Regions from separate parts of the Homo sapiens genome. Here region 1 is linked to region 2. Evidence: read pairs that join two places in POLR2A ChIA-PET (ENCODE). Cell type or tissue: Caco-2. All regions are shown on one strand. Links, peaks and the distances in the headings refer to the core of each region. The heading gives the core; the rest is flanking DNA.

Region 1 (5,247 bases), core at 1-4,000, 89 kb after region 2:
AGGAGACACTACTGGAGGAGTGGGAGATGGATCCCACAGCGTGGGTCCCCTGTAAGCTGTCTTCTGGCTGACTTTGGAGAGGCTTTGTTTTAATATAATGAAGGAGGCTTTTCATTTGCAGGAGGGTTGAACCCTGGTAGGCAGAGGTGGCTGGAAAAGTAGGGATGGGTTGTGAAGGGGAAGTCTAGGAGAGGTGGGGATGGGGAAGGAAACTGGGGAGGGACCTGAACAAGCCAGTCATCCCTATAGCATGTACTGAGTTTTCCGTGGGTTCAAGCCCTGTTCTGGGTTTGGGAGCAGCATTTAATCTGCACTATGGAGGTTTTAAATTTATTGGGAGGCCAAGGCGGGTGGATGACTTGAGGTCAGTAGTTCGAAACCAGCCTAGCCAACATGGTGAAACTCTGTCTCTACTAAAAATACAAAAATTAGATGGGCATGGTGGTGGGCACCTGTAATCCCAGCTACTCGAGAGGCTGAGCCAGGAGAATTTCATGAACCCGGAGACAGAGGTTGCAGTGAGCCAAGATCGTGCCACTGCACTCCAGCCTGGGTAACAGAGAGAGAATTCATCTCAAAAAAATAAATAAATAAATAAATAAATAAAAACAAAAAATAAATTTACTAGGGTAGACCATGCAGAAAGAATGTGCCTGGGTACTGGGACCTCTTCTAGCTTTGCTCCAGAAATTTGGGGAAGGAGTAAAGACAGTAGCAATTCCAGAGGCTCCTTGAAGAGGAGTTGGGGTTGGGGAGGATAAAGTTAGGTGGTGGTTGGAAATGGGAGAGAGCAAGGAGAAAACTCACAGTAGCTGCTGTATGGACCCTGATACCCTGTACCTCTTTCCTTGCCCTCCAGGTCCTGGAGTACAATGCCATTGGAGGCAAGTATAACCGGGGTTTGACGGTGGTAGTAGCATTCCGGGAGCTGGTGGAGCCAAGGAAACAGGATGCTGATAGTCTCCAGCGGGCCTGGACTGTGGGCTGGTGTGTGGAACTGGTGAGAGGGGTAGGGCAAGGGAGAAGAAGTTTCCTGCAATGGTGGTGACTTGGGTGGGAAGGGGAGGGATGGGCCTGAAACTTATTTCTGGGTTGTGTTTGTGTTTCTTTGTCTCTAGTGTGCTACGGCCAAATTTAGAGTGAATCACTCCAAGGGTTAACTAATGTGGGGAGCCTCTTTTGGCATTAGGTATGAAGATGGCTGTAGATAGTTGTAGACAGTGTGGACTGGGGCCTCGAGACTGGGCAGAGAGGTGTCAGCTCTTTCCTCTGAGCAGAGGATGGCTATAAAAGTGACAGAGGAGGCCGGGCATGGTGGCTGACACCTGCAATCCCAGCACTTTGGGAGGCCAAGGGGGAGGATCATCTGAGTTCTGGAGTTCGAGACCAGCCTGACCAACATGGAGAAACCCCATCTCTACTCAAAATACAAAGTTAGCTGGATGTGGTGGCACATGCCTGTAATCCCAGCTACTCGGGAGGCTGAGGCAGGAGAATCGCTTGAACCTGGGAGGCAGAGGTTGCGATGAGCTGAGATTGCACCATTGCACTCCAGCCTGGGCAACAACAGCGAAACTCCATCTCAAAAAAAAAAAAAAAAAAAAAGGTGACAGAGGTCTTCCAAAGGCTATTCAGAAGCAGAAATTGAAAACTGGCAGCTCACTGACAGTATTTTGAAAATGTTTTACAATTAAGTCTCCTAAATTTAACAAAGAGATTTCACACTAAAACCTAGATTTCTAGCATGGCTTGGGAAATTGTAAGATTTGGGTCCATGTTCCCGCATAGCAACAATTGGCTGAAGCTGAGTGGATGCAACTTCTGCAAGACGGCATGTGTTCTCCTGTGTGCTTTCTCTAGTTTGCTCCAATCCCCACATCCCCTTGTCTTCTATACCAGTTCGTCTTGGTCTTGAAGGTGTCTAGTTTGCTGGCATGGCCTAAAGCTTTCATTAGTGGCAGGGGGACTGGGTTCTGGGAGGGGTGCCATGCCCGAGGAGGGTGGCAGTGAGCCCAAAAGGGAAGAGCATTCAGAACTTGGTGAGTGACGATGATGCTGAGTGCCTGGCCTGAGAGGAGCAGCTGGCTCAAGGGAAGACGTGCTGAGCACAGTCAGCCCGGGTACGTTCTTGGTATGGGTGGAGCAGGTGGATCTGCCTGTCCTGTGGGCGGTGGAAATTCCAGTCTGGAACTTGTCGGGGAGATGGGTCTGGAGAATAGAGATTTGCTTCCAAGGAGGTAATAGGCCCATGGCATCCAGGGAGAGGGCCCTGGATGACAGGGATGCTGAGGGGCTGAGGGGTTCAAAATATGGAGATGACAGGCAAGGAAGGAAGGGAAGGAGGATGAGGGCAGAGCAGAGGAGTAAAGCTATGGGGGCCAAGGGAAGCAAGACCTTGAGGGGCCAGTGGTTAACTGGTAGAATCAGTTCATTTTTTTTTTGAGATGGAGTCTCTCTCTGTTGCCCAGGCTGGAGTGCAGTGGCACCATCTTGGCTCACTGCAACCTCTGCCTCCCAGGTTCAAGCAATTCTCCTGCCTCAGTCTCCTAAGTAGCTGGGATTATAGGCACATGCCACCATCCCTGGCTAATTTTTGTATTTTTAGTAGAGACGGGGTTTCACCATATTGGTCAGGCTGGTCTGGAACTCCTGACCTTGTGATCCATCTGCCTCGCCCTCCTAAAGCGCTGGGATTACAGGCGTTACAGGTGTGAGCCACTGCACCTGGCCTAGAATCAGTTCTTAACCCTAGCAGCACCCTAGTTTCACCTGTAAGTTTTTAAAAATTTTTAATTTTTTTTTTTTTTTGATACAGGGTCTTACTCTGTTACCCAGGCTGGAGTGCAGTGGCATGATCTTGGCTCACTGCAATCTCTGCCTCTGGAGCGGAAGCCACCCTTCCACCGCCTCAGCCTCCCAAGTAGCTGAGACTACAGGAGCGAGCCTCTACTTGGCTTTTTTTTTTTAGAGACTAGGTTTCACCATGTTGCTGAGGCTGGTCTTGAACTTGTGGCATCGAGTGATCTGCCCATCTCGGCCTCCTAAAGTGTTGGGATTACAGGCGTGAGCCACCACGCCTGGTCTAAATTTTTTTTTAGAGACAAAGCCTCATTCTGTTGCCCAGGCTTGAGTGTAGTGGTGCAATCATGGTGTACTGTAGCCTCGACCTCCTGGGCTCAAGCGATCCTTCCACCTCAGCCTCCCAAGTAGCTGAGACTACAGGTGCCTACCACCACGCCCGGCTTTTTAAATAGTTTTTTGGTAGAGATGGAGTGTCACTATGTTGCCCAGGCTGGTCTTGAACTCCCGGGCTCAAGTGATCTGCCTGCCTCGGCCTCCCAGAGTACTGGGATAACAGGTGTGAGCCACTGTGCCTGGCCTGGGTTTTTTTTTTTTTTTTAATTTCCCTAATAAATAGAAAGTGCTGGTGGGGTTAAGAATCAGTGCTAGGAGGCAGAGGAAATTTGGGGAGGCCATGGAATTAATTATCTTGGAGACCATCATGGTTGAGTGGTGGTGGCTGAAACAAGATTGTCCTTGCAGTCACCCTTGGGAGAGGCAGTGAATGGGTGGCTTCAGGGAAACCATGCTACTCCAAATAAACACAGAGTCAATTAAACATGTGCCTTTGATGTGGAAAGCCCAGGACCTCCACACTACTCTTCTGAGTTTAGGTCAGAGGTAAAGATGCAGATGGATGCCTCCTTCCCTGAGGACCCTGCCTATAACAGCAGTGATTGCAACGGTCCTTTCCCCACGGCCCATGCTGGGCTCTGGCAGGCGGTGTTGCATGCTTCCTTTGCAATGTGGATCCACTACAGCACACAGGATTAGGATGGGATAAAGTCTTAAAAACCATGTCTTCTAGGCCAAGTGTAGTGGCTCATGCCTGTAATCCCAGCACTTTGGGAGGCTGAGGCAGGTGGATCACCTGAGGTCAGGAGTTCGAGACCAGCCTGACCAACATGGGGAAACCCCATCTCTACTGAAAATACAAAATTAGGCTGGGCGCAGTGGCTCATGCCTGTAATCCCAGCACTTTGGGAGGCTGAGGCGGGCGGATCATGAAGTCAGGAGATCGAGACCATCCTGGCTAACATGGTGAAACCCCGTCTCTACTAAGAATACAAAAAAAATATTAGCCGGGCATGGTGGCAGGCGCCTGTAGTCCCAGCTATTTGGGAGGCTGAGGTAGGAGAATGGCGTGAACCTGGGAGGCGGAGCTTGCAGTGAGCTGAGATTGTGCCACTGCACTCCAGCCTGGGCAACAAGAGCGAGACTCTGTCTCAAAAAAAAACAAAAAACAAAAAACAAAAAAAAAATTAGCCAGGCGTGGAGGCACATGCCTATAATCCCAGCTACTCAGGAGGCTGAGGCAGGAAAATCGCTTGAACCCGGGAGGCGGAGGTTGCAGTGAGCCAAGATCGCGCTATTGCACTCCAGCCTGGGCAACAAGAGCGAAACTCCATCTCAAAAAAAAAAAAACACACAAACCATGTCTTCTGCTCAAGCCTGGGTGACAGAGTGAGATCCTGTCTCAAAAGAAAATAATAATAAAAATTAAAACCTGGGTATAGGGCCGGGTGCATTGGCTCACACTTAAAATCCCAGCACTTTGGGAGGCCAAGGTGGATGGATCACGTGAGGTCAGGAGTTCGAGACCAGCCTGACCAACATGGTGAAACCTTGTCTCTACTAAAAACACAAAAATTAGCCGGGTGTGATGGCACGTGCCTGTAATCCCAGCTACTTGGGAGGCTGAGGCAGGAGAATCGCGTGAACCCGGGAGGCGGAGGTTGCAGTGAGCCGAGATTGCGCCATTGCACTCCAGCCTGGACAATGAGAGTGAAACTCCATCTCAAAAACAAAAACCTGGGTATGTATCTAGAAGTGGAAAAACAAAAAAAGGAAATAAGTTATGAAAATAAAAACCATGTCTTGAGCTGGGTGCGCTGGTGTGTGCCTATATCCCTAGATTCTCAAGAGTTGAGACAGGAGGATCACTTGAGCCCAGGAGTTCAAGTCCAACTTGGGCAACATGACAAGACCCTTGTCTCTTTAAAAAAGCAACCCAAACCATGTCTTGAAAAGCTATTTAATGGTCAGACACGATGGCTCACGCCTGTAATCCCAGCACTTTGGGAGGCCGAGGCAGGCGGATCACTTGAGGTCAGGAGTTCAAGACCAGCCTGGCCAACATGGCAAAACCCAGTCTCTACTGAATGAAAATACAAAAATTAGCTGGCC
Region 2 (4,000 bases), core at 1-4,000:
GTCTACCTTTCCTGGGCTCCATCCACTAAATTCTCAAAGTGCCTCCTAATCATTGTCTCTATTAAAGATGCCCCACAAATTTCCAAAATGCCCCTAGGGTGTGCCTGAGAGCCACTACCCTAGGTGCCTCTCTTCAAACACCTAGGCCTCACTGCAGTGGCCAATAGGGGCATACTAGGTGGCCACAATCACGTTCCTCTGTCCCCTTTGTATAGCACTTGAAAAAGAGTTTGCTAAGGCCTGGTACGGTGGCTCATGCCTGTAACCCCATCATTTTAAGAAGCTGAGACAAGAGGATCCCTTGAGGCCAGGAGTTCAAGACCAGCCTGGGCAACATAGAGAGACTCCGTCTTTACAAATATATATATATATTTATTTATTTATTTTTATTTTTTTTGGTAGAAAAGGGGTCTCCAGTGGCCGGGCGCAGTGGCTCATGCCTGTAATCCCAGCACTTTGGGAAGCTGAGGCGGGCAGATCACGAGGTCAGGAGATGGAGACCATCCTGGATAACACAGTGAAACCCTGTCTCTACTAAACCCCATCTCTATTAAAAATACAAAAAATTAGCCGGGCATGGTGGTGGGCACCTGTAATCCTAGCTACTCGGGAATCTGAGGCAGGAGAATCGTTTGAACCCGAGGTGGATGTTGCAGTGAGCCGAGACGCGCCACTGCACTCCAGCCTGAGTGACAGAGCAAGACTCTGACTCAGAAAAACAAGCAAACAAAAAAAGACAGCTATATACCTAGGGAAGACATAAATATAAGTGAAAAGCAGAAGTACAAAAATAGTTCGGCTGACCCAGCAGCAATTTTGATCCCATCCCAGCAAGACCTGTCTTGGAGTGTAGGTCTGGCTCAGATAGCAAACTCCAGCCCTTTCACACTGACAGGTATCATATCACAGGCTCCTAGGTCTTTAGGTCCCATGGAGAGTGCCACTCCCAGTTCCACTGTTAGTTACTTCTATGGTCTGTGTTCAAGTCAAATAAAGACATTTGTTCATTCCATGCACAGCACAGAGTAGGTGCTCAAAAAAGTACTTTTTATACAGATGAATGAACAACTACTACCAGTTAACCTAGAACCTGTCCTTTCAGCTCTAGTTTTTAATTGTAATTTTATTTTATTTTAGAGACAGGGTCTTGGCACAATCACAATTCACTGCAGCTTTGACCTCTCAGGCTCAATTGGATCCTCCCACCTCAGCCTCCATAGTAGCTGGGACTACAGGTACATGCCACCATGCCCAACTAATTTTTGAAATTTATTTTTAGAGATGGGGTCTTCCTATGTTGCCCAGGCTGGTCTCGAATTCCTGAGGTCAAGCAATCCACCTGCCTCAGCCTCCCAAGGTGCTGGGATTATAGGCGTGAGCCATCACTCACCTCTAGTTTCTGGCCTGAGGGTATATTACTCTCCCTGATTACTGACACCAAAAATGATTTCACTCTTGGGTGGGACCTCTGCTGCCCCTTACCCACTAGGGTGTGGGTTTTTTTGGTTTGTTTTTGTCTTTTTTAAGACAGGGCCTCACACTGTCATCCAGGCTGGAATGCAATGGTGTGATCCTGGCTCACTGCAGCCTCGACCACCTGGGCTCAAGGGATCCTCCCACCTTAGCCTCCTGAGTAGCTGGGACCAGAAGTGCACACCACCACACCAAGCTAATTTTTTAACTTTTTATAGAAACAGGTTGCCTAGACTGGTATCGAACTCCTGAGCTCAAGCAATCCTCTTGCCTTGGTTTCCCAAAGTGCTGGAATTACAGGCGTGAGCCACTGAGTCTGACCTTAGGGTGTGGTTTTACCATTGGATTCATGTGATTTACCAATGCTTCAACAGTAACCACAACATTCAATGTACAGCCCAGTGCAGATGGAAGGTCCTTGTACCTCATATGATCTCTTCCAATTTTTCGCAAGATAATAGTCAGTCTTTCATGAGTGCTTATTACATGCACTAGCCTGACAACTCTACATTACAGATAAGAAAATTAAGACTTAGAGGCCAGACGCGATGGCTCACACCTGTAATCCCAACACTTTGGGAGGCCGAAGCGGGCGGATCACAAGGTTAGGAGATCGAGACCATCCTGGCTAACACGGTGAAACCCCGTCTCTACTAAAAATACAAAAATTTAGCCAGGCGTGGCGGTGTGCGACTGTAGTCCCCGCTACTCGGGTGGCTGAGGCAGGAGGATGGCGTGAACCCGGGAGGCGGAGCTTGCAGTGAGCCAAGATCGTGCCACTGCACTCCAGCCTGGGTGACAGAGCGAGACTCCATCTCAAAAAAAAAAAAAAAGAAAAGAAAACTAAGACTTAGAGAAGTTAAATATGTGGCAGAGTGAAGCCTAAGCTCATATCTGTCCTAATCTAAATTCCAAGCAGTTCTGAGTCATCAGGTCACACAGACTGCTTCTCACATGCTTCAGGAATGCCTTTTCAGTCTTCCTTAAAGGTTGCAAACAGTTGCAAAGCAAATTTCATGGTTCCTGTTTCTTCAAAATCTCAAAGCTCTTCATTCAGCCAGGCATGGTCGCTGGAGCGTGTATATTCAACCACTTGAGAAGATGAGGATCTTTTGAGCCCAGGAGTTTGAGACGAACCTGGGCAACATAGGGAAAGCCCTGTCACCTAAAAAAATAAATAATACAACCAGCTCTTCATTTAGAGGCAAGCACAAAATAGGTGCTCAATGTTTGTTGAATGAGTGAGTTGTTACCAACCATACCCCATTATTCAAGGTCCTGCTTGTCAGTGTTTCAGGAAGTGTTCTTGGCAAAGGAGTGGTGAACTTCAGGAAGAATGATGCTGACTCCGAACACAATTATTTATTTATTTATTTATTTATTTATTTATTTATTTATTTACTTATTGAGACAGAGTCTCGCTCTGTAGCCCAGGCTGGAGTGCAATGACGTGATCTCCGCTCACTGCAACCTCTGCCTCCCAGGTTCAAGCAATTCTCCTCCTTCAGCCTCCCAAGTAGCTGGGATTACAGGCGCCCGCCACTACGATCGGAGAATGTTTTGTATTTTTAGTAGAGACAGGGTTTCGCCATGTTGGACAGGCTGGTCTCAAACACCTGACCTCATGTGATCCACCCACCTCGGCCTCCCAAACTGCTGAGATTACAGGCTTGAGCCAGTGTGCCCAGCCTGAACACAATTATTAAAGTCAAAGTGAGACCTAACAGTGGAACTTTGGTTGCGGCTACAGGAAATATGGATTCAAATACTGAACACCAGCTGGGCACAGTGGCTCACGCCTACAATCCTAGCACTTTGGGAGGCTAAGGTAGGAGGACAGCAGAGCCCAAGAGTTCGAGACAAACCTGGCCAACATGGTAAAACGAAAAAATTAACCAGGCATGGTGATGCACACCTGTAGTCTCAGCTGAGGTGGGAGGATCGCCTGAATTGAGGTAGTGGAGGCTGCAGTGAGCTGTGTTCCTGCCACAGCACTCCAGCCTGAGCAACAGAGCAAGACCTTGTCTCTAAATAAATAAACACAACAAAAATAAAACAAATACTGAGCCAGGTGTGGTGGCTCCTGCCTGTAATCTCAGCACTTTAGGAGGCTGAGATGGGCAGATCACTTGAAGTCAGGAGTTCGAGACCAGCCTGGACAACATGATGAAATCTCTACTAAAAATACAAAAATTAGCTGGGACTGATGGCGCTAATCCCTGCTACTCAGGAGGCTGAGGCAGAATTGCTTGAACCTGGAAGGCGGAGGCTGCAGTGAGCCAAGATCACCCCCACTGCTCTGGGTTGCAGTGAGCCAAGATCACACCACCTGGGTGACAGAGCAAGACTGCATCTCAAAAAAAAAAAAAAGAAAGAGAAAAGAAAAGAAAGAGAGAGAGAGAGAAGGAAGGAAAGAAAGAAAGAAAAAGAAAAAGAAAGAAAGAAAGAAAGAAAGAGGAAGAAAGAAAAATAAAAGCATAGAGAGTGCTGGAGCAGTGTGAGTGAGATGGATAGTGGTAAAAGGTGA

The links. ChIA-PET counts read pairs that join two places held together with the same protein. Peaks named below come from ENCODE experiments on the same cell type or tissue, not always from the same donor. Only the 100,000 strongest peaks of a DNase experiment are listed, where the experiment ranks them.
Region 1: POLR2A ChIA-PET joins it to region 2 with 5 read pairs; 9 of 35 experiments call an interaction of 5 or more read pairs at or near these places.

The regions. Positions count from the first base shown.
Region 1 is chr1:155,311,396-155,316,642 of GRCh38, forward strand. FDPS (farnesyl diphosphate synthase) reads left to right here. Exons shown (of 11, transcript NM_002004.4): 4 at 860-1,000. Among named protein-coding and RNA genes, the nearest start is that of FDPS, 5.2 kb to the left of the region's middle. In Caco-2, for the core only: no CTCF peak of the experiment used is centred there; no DNase peak of the experiment used is centred there.
Region 2 is chr1:155,222,450-155,226,449 of GRCh38, forward strand. It overlaps the pseudogene GBA1LP. Among named protein-coding and RNA genes, the nearest start is that of MTX1, 16 kb to the left of the region's middle. In Caco-2, for the core only: no CTCF peak of the experiment used is centred there; a DNase peak (open chromatin) is centred at 2,445; H3K4me3 peaks cover 115 bases.